2 separate regions of the Homo sapiens genome follow, and region 2 is linked to region 1. The links are chromatin contacts, found by Hi-C or POLR2A ChIA-PET in ENCODE. All regions are on one chromosome and are shown on one strand. The core of a region is the stretch at or near the end of the contact, and the rest is flanking DNA. Distances in the headings are between cores, read along the strand shown.

What was found. Hi-C counts contacts between places; a loop is a spot of excess contacts on that map. ChIA-PET counts read pairs that join two places held with the same protein, here RNA polymerase II (POLR2A). Pooled maps may share reads with other maps.
Region 2: a loop to region 1 is called in a map of aorta, with 2.3 times the contacts of the local background. The contact joins two enhancer-like sites. A Hi-C loop is called at or near these places in 3 of 168 maps with a recorded cell type or tissue (HCT116, PC-9 and aorta) and 3 of 50 pooled maps. POLR2A ChIA-PET finds 5 or more read pairs at or near these places in 3 of 52 experiments (HEK293, activated CD4-positive, alpha-beta T cell and activated naive CD8-positive, alpha-beta T cell).

What each region holds. Positions count from the first base shown.
Region 1 is chr1:39,425,743-39,429,359 of GRCh38, reverse strand. It overlaps MACF1 (microtubule actin crosslinking factor 1), which reads right to left. Exons shown (of 101, transcript NM_001394062.1): 62 at 1,746-1,905; 63 at 1,073-1,399; 64 at 34-118. Among named protein-coding and RNA genes, the nearest start is that of BMP8A, 64 kb to the left of the region's middle. Within about 2 kb of position 1,250, at least 2 of the 41 ENCODE cell types and tissues checked have a DNase peak (open chromatin) inside an H3K27ac peak, as active enhancers do.
Region 2 is chr1:39,465,668-39,469,263 of GRCh38, reverse strand. It overlaps MACF1 (microtubule actin crosslinking factor 1), which reads right to left. Exons shown (of 101, transcript NM_001394062.1): 96 at 532-649. Among named protein-coding and RNA genes, the nearest start is that of BMP8A, 24 kb to the left of the region's middle. RefSeq lists a silencer at 1,010-1,150. Within about 2 kb of position 1,988, at least 3 of the 41 ENCODE cell types and tissues checked have a DNase peak (open chromatin) inside an H3K27ac peak, as active enhancers do.

The sequences.
Region 1 (3,617 bases), core at 1-2,500:
TAGGGGTGCTAAGAGACACACTTTTCAAAGTACCTGTGGTTTGTTTTAGAAGAGCCTGACCATTTTTAATAGCTTGATCTACATTCTTCTTTCTATTAACAATTTCTTCATTTAAAGCCTGAAAGGAAAGAATACCATTAATCCTGAAACTGTGGCACTACAAATGAAACAAAATGCGAGACCTTTAAGAGATCAAATTTAAAGTAAAGAGATGAATACTAGTTTAATTTAAACATCAGATATTTGATCCCCTCATCTTCTCCTTGGTTAGCCCATTGACTATTCAAAATAATTAAATCAGATACCTATAGGCAAGCTTTCCTATGCGCTGGATGAGAAAAACTTAGAATTACATCAGCTTTACCAATTATTGGTACCAAACCTGAACCCAAGAAAGGCAGAAGTGAAATTGAGCAAAATTGTCTACTGTGTCCAAAATAAGGAATAAACAGAAAGTTCAAGAGAAGAAATTCAGTAAGAACAGACTGACTTAAATCAGAATCCTGGTTAAAAACTCTCTTCATATTTAAAGTTGACGAAGCAAAAGAATCAGACTATTAGAAAAATTACCTATTTTTACTCTCCCAAACAGATTTCATAAAAATGAAATGAAAAAGGCAAACTCTTCTATTAAGATGACACAGAATCCCCGGAATTTGAACAAATCCAGAAATATCCTAAAAGTTTTTTAACTGTATGATCAAATCCTGGGCACTACACAGATAGATCTGGTTTTGTTAAAGCACATTATCTTTCATAAAACTGCTCAAATAGAATCTTAGTGACCCATCACCTAATAATGTAAATCATGAGTTGGAGTTCAGATGGCCCCTGACTATATACCCTGTACCATCTTCTAGAATTACTGATTTAACTTGTTAAATATAAGTATTTCCATGGACTCATCCAAAAACAGATTAGCAGTCAGCATCAAGTCCACTAACTATGCACTTGTGTATAAAATAAAGTTGAAGTGTTTGTAATGAAGAAAAAAAAATAAATGAAGAGAAACATGAATCAAAATAACAAAATAACAGAATAACATAACCAATAAAAATGGAAACATGAATACCAGGTGGTCAGCATGCTGCCTGTGCAGGACATCCTGTTTGAAATCCTTTACGAACACTGAACTGAGCTTGTCCTCAACCTCAGCCAGCCAGTTGAGCACCTCCACCTCATCCTCCCCAAACAGCCTAGCATTAGACAGAGCTTGGTCAAGTAGGGCTGCCTTCCGACAACAGCGGTCTTGAATTTCACTGTATCGGGCCTGCAATGAGTCTATCTTTTCTGACAGCACACCCTGTTCTGCAGGAGATGTCAGGGAGGAGAGGGACTGCCCAATTTTGACTGCCTGGTGCACATCTGTTGCATGGTTTTCTATGTCTTCTTCCAGAGCCTGGAAATCCAGATGGAAAAAATGAATAACAGAAACAAAATAAATGAAAAGTAAACACAAAATGATGAATAACAAATGATACAACAAATTAAACAATTAAAAAACTCACCGACTGAAAGGCAAAAATAATATAAAAATTGGGAACAAAAGCTGTTTATTCCGGTGGTAGCCTATCAGTCAATTTCTATTTGTATTTCAAGAATGTGACTTTTCCAATTAATAATCTGACCATATTTTAAGTTAAACCCACAAAACACACATCCTCTAGAATGCTGCAGGCAGTTTACTCATTTCTAGGATTTCTAATTCCAGTTTTCTATTTTCATTTACTGTAACCACTCCCTACCTTGTGCCGAATGATCTGCTGCTGTATTTTGGCAGTCTGAGTGCCAACAGGTTCTGAGTTAGCAAGCTTTTTCTCTGTGACAGATAAGAAGTCAGAAATAGGCTCAGCTGTCTCATGGAACTGTTTGGCCAGAACCAGGATGTCTTCCAGCTGTTTTTGCCTACACAAATATATAGAACAAGCTGCTCAGGAAGAAAAGTCACATTAAAACTGGTAATAGTACTATACTCAGTAAAAGAATAGTCTTTTCCAGGTATAGTTTAAATACCAATAGTAAACAGAACACACGTTATGTAGCATTTCGATGTTTTAAAGGATTTCACACCATTAACCTTATTCTCATTCTGTCATAACCTTGTAAGGTGGACAGAATAATTATCCCCCATTATAAAAGAATAATTATCCCCCTATTATAAAAGAGAAAGTTCAGTCAGAAGGCTTAAAGAAAGATTTGTCCAATCACCTGGTGAGTAGCAACAGTAGAATCAAATCTTCTAATGTTCTCCTTATTTAACACAAATCAAAACAGAATGTAGTATATATATCACCTGAACATCTGACCAAAATAAGGTTTAAAGGAGGCAAAAAGTTGTCTGTTTTCATTCTCTCTGTCACTACTACCTTCATTTATGAGTGAAGATATCTGAAGAGTAAAGACTGTATATTGCCTATGAACTAGAACTCCCTCCCCAACTCCCCAAAATCCAGTCAGGCTTCTGGTAATTTCAAGCCCCAGAACATAACTTTGAATCCAGATTTAAGGCAAAAAAACAAAAAAGAAACAAACAAAAAACCTCACGCTGGCTGAATTTGCCAACACAAAAAGCACCCCCCCCAAAAAAAAACCAAACAAAAAAAACTACAGACTTTATAGCTCACTTGGAATCTTAACTCTTATTTAATATAAGATCCATAACTAAGCTTGGCTTTTCCTGGGATACATGACTGTCACTGAGACCAGAGAAGTGCTAAGAGATGTACTTTCCAAAGTACCTGTGGTTTGTTTTACTCTATAAAATAAAAGCAGCAAATTACAAAGTGAGGAGGAAGTCTGGATATTGGAGATAGCCTGACAAGGAACAGACAAGAAAACAACCACAGAACTGTATTAGCATGCAGATTAATAATGAAAGGTCATAATGTTGTCTTTGAATTACTAAAAACAGACTAAGATATGGCATTTGAAGAGGCCTGGGAGTATATGATGCACTTAAGTTCAGCAAACCTTTACTGAAGACCTAATTTACGCCAGGTCCTATGCTAGTTATGCCCTGACAAAGTTATTTTAATAAGAAGTGGTTTAAATAAAAAAAGTTGGCATTTTGATTACTGGAAATTCAATTATGTTTGAATATAAAGAAAAACATATTTTTTAAGTGGCAATCTAAGTCTAAAACTTTCTTTCCTAGTTTGTTTATGCCAGCCTTCAAAATATATCTTCAAGTAATGCAACTAAAACATACAATATTAAAAATTATTATTAAATTTGAATTTCATTTTTTAAAAATTGCCTCTAATTTTTATGTCTTTCTTACTCATTTGATTTTGGAATCTGAAAATTTGAAGAATTTATTGTAATAAGATTAAAGGTATTTTTAGGGAGAAGAGCTAAAAATAATTTAGAAGCATCAAATATCTACTCTTGTTATTTGTTTCTATTTAAAATATTGGCCCAGAAACTATATTAGGCTAGGAGGATGGAAACAAGTAAAGTAGAAGGAAAGAGTCATAAAAATATGCATTAGATAAACAAACCATGACTTTAAGGAGTTTATGGACCAGGAAGGTAAGTACATAAAATAATGATCATAATACAAGGTACAGATAAAGAGTTATGGCAGTGAAGAGGCAGGAAAAATTATTCCATGATTG
Region 2 (3,596 bases), core at 739-3,238, 39 kb before region 1:
TTTCACATTTAGCAGAAAGACACCCCATGGTCTTGCTTAGGTGGCCACCTGTCTTAGAAGTGAATGGGCTCACATGTAGGTGTCTTTATCCTTCCTCCTGGTCCAGGGGGCTCACCAGTTCTTCCCTGTATGAGAAGGGCCTAACACTCTCCCTGAGTATCAGCCACAGGAATTACAGGCAAAGGGATCTGAGGCACTAAGAGGGAACCTAAAGGGCTTCACTGGGCTCCTTTCTAGGATAGTGTTAATTTAATACCCCAAACAAACATTCGAGTAACACCAATACACTCTTAATTCTCATTACTGCATTCCTCTAGACCTACCTCCCCAAATAGCATCAACCTCTTCAGCTTTTTCTCCCTGGCCTATGCTGGCACCCCTGAGTTCTAATCTGTGCTAGTGGGATGACACCTGGGCAGCTTAACAAAATAAAAAACAGACAGACCCCACCATCAATGCTTCCTGTAAGCATAAAAGATCACTGCTGGGGGCATACCTAACACGTAATTCATGCTTAGAATGGTTCCTTACCTCGGCAGGGATCATTTTTCACTAAAAATTCATCCAAGGCCATCCATCCTCCACCAACGCGAACCATCACGGTGCTGCGCAGAATACGGACCAGCCGCAACTGCTGAGAATCCCCAAACTGTAGAATCAAAGGAAACTTAATTAATATATATGTCTTAAAGCAGATCTATGTTTTTCTCCCAAAGCAGACTGTATTCAGACAGGAATGACAATTTGATAGCTACAGAAGAATTGTTAACTCTCACAATTTTGCATTTTTATATATTTCACAAAAGGATTTTAAAAATAGAAAAGCAGAAATATCAAGCTAAAGACTGGTGTCTTGATATACTTTTTTCTTTGTGAGACAGAGTTTCACTCTTGTTGCCCAGGCTGGAGTACAACAGTGTGATCTCAGCTTACTGTAACCTCTGCCTCCCAGGTTCAAGCAATTCTCCTGCCTCAGCCTCCCGAGTAGCTGGGTTTATTAGGCGTGTGCCATCACGCCCAGCTAATTTTTGTATTGTTAGTAGAGACGGGGTTTCAACATGTTTGCCAGGCTGTCTTGAACTCCTGACCTCGTGATCCGCCAGTCTTGGCCTCCCAAAGGGCTGGGAATACAGGCATGAGACACTGCGCCGGGCCAATATACTTTCTATTGGGATAAAAATCACTTTTAATGGTCACACCACTGCCTCTGCACCAAAAGGAGAGGTAGGAAAACAGACAAAGTGTTAGGTCACTTTATTTTTTTAAAAGAGATTCTGCTCAATTAAAAATTCATATTCTTGGCATGCTAATTTGTTTTCCTAAAAGAAAGATTGTGGATATCAACTTCTGAATACAGTATGCTTTAAAGCTAAATGGAAAATAGTGAATACTATTTCAAGCCTTAAGGAAACCTTTGCAAAGCATCATTACAAGCTTAGAAGAAAATCTGATTTTCTGCATCAGGTTTTCAGGAATTAACCCGAAGTATTTGCTAATTGCAGTGTCACCAGCAGAAAAGTTTCTTCAGCTGAACAAATGATTAGGTCATATTTATACTAAAATTGAGTTGAAGCAATTAAAAATTGTAGCTCCCATGATGATTATGAACAGTATCCAATAATCATTTTAGATGCTAAAACAAGCATATTTCTGATTATTTATGTTTTCCCTTTTTTCTTGCCCAAACATTCCTACTTCCCAGCTCTAAACATCTGGAGTTTCTCATGGCATAAATTACCCTCTTTCCAAAATGAAGTAAGGAGCAACAAAAGAGAAGTATGCAGAGTTTCCAAAACAAACAAACATCTGGTAGGAGAAATGGAATTCCTAAAATCATTCAATTCAAGGGTTCCTCGGGTATGGAGTTGGTAGGATTTTCTTTTTCTTTTTCTTTTTTTTGAGATGGAGTCTCGTTCTGTCGCCTAGGCTGGAGTGCAGTGGCGCGATCTTGGCTCATTGCAAGCTCCGCCTCCTGGGTTCATGCCATTCTCCTGCCTCAGCCTTCCGAGTAGCTGGGACTACAGGCGCCCGCCACCAGGCCGGCTAATTTTTTGTATTTTTAGTAGAGACGGTGTTTCACCGTGTTAGCCAGGTTAGTCTCGATCTCCTGACCTCGTGATCTGCCCGTCTCGGCCTCCCAAAGTGCTGGGATTACAGGCATAAGCCACCACGCCCGGCCAGGATTTTCAAAGTTATAAAGGACAACTGTAACTTTAAAACAAGGCAGAAAAATTGAAAATGCAAGAAAGGATATCTGAGGTCATATAGCCATCCTCCCTCAAAATTAATATACTTGTGGTAATTCTCCATATTCCTTAGCTGCTCTGACTCAAATGCAGTATTTGCACAGGCAAGGCAATTGAAAAATACTGTATCCTCCCTCCCAGCCCTTTACTTTGAAAATAAAAGAAGTCCCACACCTTTCATCTGATACAATTTAAACATGTTTATACAAAGTGACTGCAGCAAAAGCACTGTGTGGTAGCAGCAGCACTGAACCCAGACTTGAAAGAGAATACACGTCCTGTCCTGGGAAGGAAGCTGCCCCCCAGGCTCTGTGAGAGCCCCCTCTCAGAAGCTGGGCCCCACAAGTGAAAATGAGAAGCCCTGTGGGAGGTTCTGAGAGATATGGAGGATTCCACCCAAGAGCAGTGCTCTTGGACCTGAGTCACTGCAAAGGGTTTTCTCTGGATGGGTGAGAGGCAGGGAGTATGCACCTGTGTGTACCCCAGGGTGAATCAGGAAGGAACCACAAGAGTACTTTATTCTTGGAATACTGTGTACTATAATTTATCACTCCATATATTTCATGTCCCCCCCAACCTTAATTTCACACTAAAGCTCTCTTTGAAAGATTCTAACTTGTTTCTGCTAAGCTATGGGGGAAAGGAGGTTTGACCAAGCCAGCAGCCAGTGTAGCTGGGGAAGTTGAGGCCAGAGTCACAAGTGGTAGGAGGGATTATGGCAGCTCTAAAAATGGAGACCTGTGCACACCTGGTAGGACAAGGTTGTCAGTGAGGCAAAGAACAAATAAGAGTCCTAAGGGTCAGTAACTGTTGTTTCCACCTTTTAAAAGGAAAACCTCTTACAGAGACTTGGGTTCTTGCAGTGGCTGACACTAGCTGTGTGAGAGTAGGCATGTGATCTTTGAGGCCTCAGTTGCCTGTGTATAAAATGAACTTCATAATTCCGTTCTCAACATTAGAAGTCATCTGACCCTCTCCTGATCAATGGAGCAGTAGAAGAGGGTGTCAGGACTCTTCAAAGGCACCCTAGCATTCACACACAGTCATTAGCAAATAGGCATATTGGACACTCTCAAGCAATGATGTTTTTTTAAAGCCAGTTTGTTCTCATCTTTAGTTTTTTTCTCTTATCCCCTGTTCTTCCCACTTGCCTAGAACATTTCTATAGTGACTTGCAAGGCCTGGGATGTTTGAGGGCCTGAAATCAACAACTAGTGTTTATAATTTCATATCAGAGAGACAGATTTTACTCATGCAACTTCCTTCCACATTGGAGGACACAGGACCCCACAGCACTCAAAAAGATCTGAAAGGTTAGAGTTACCAAGTGGAGTCAAAGCATCCAATCTT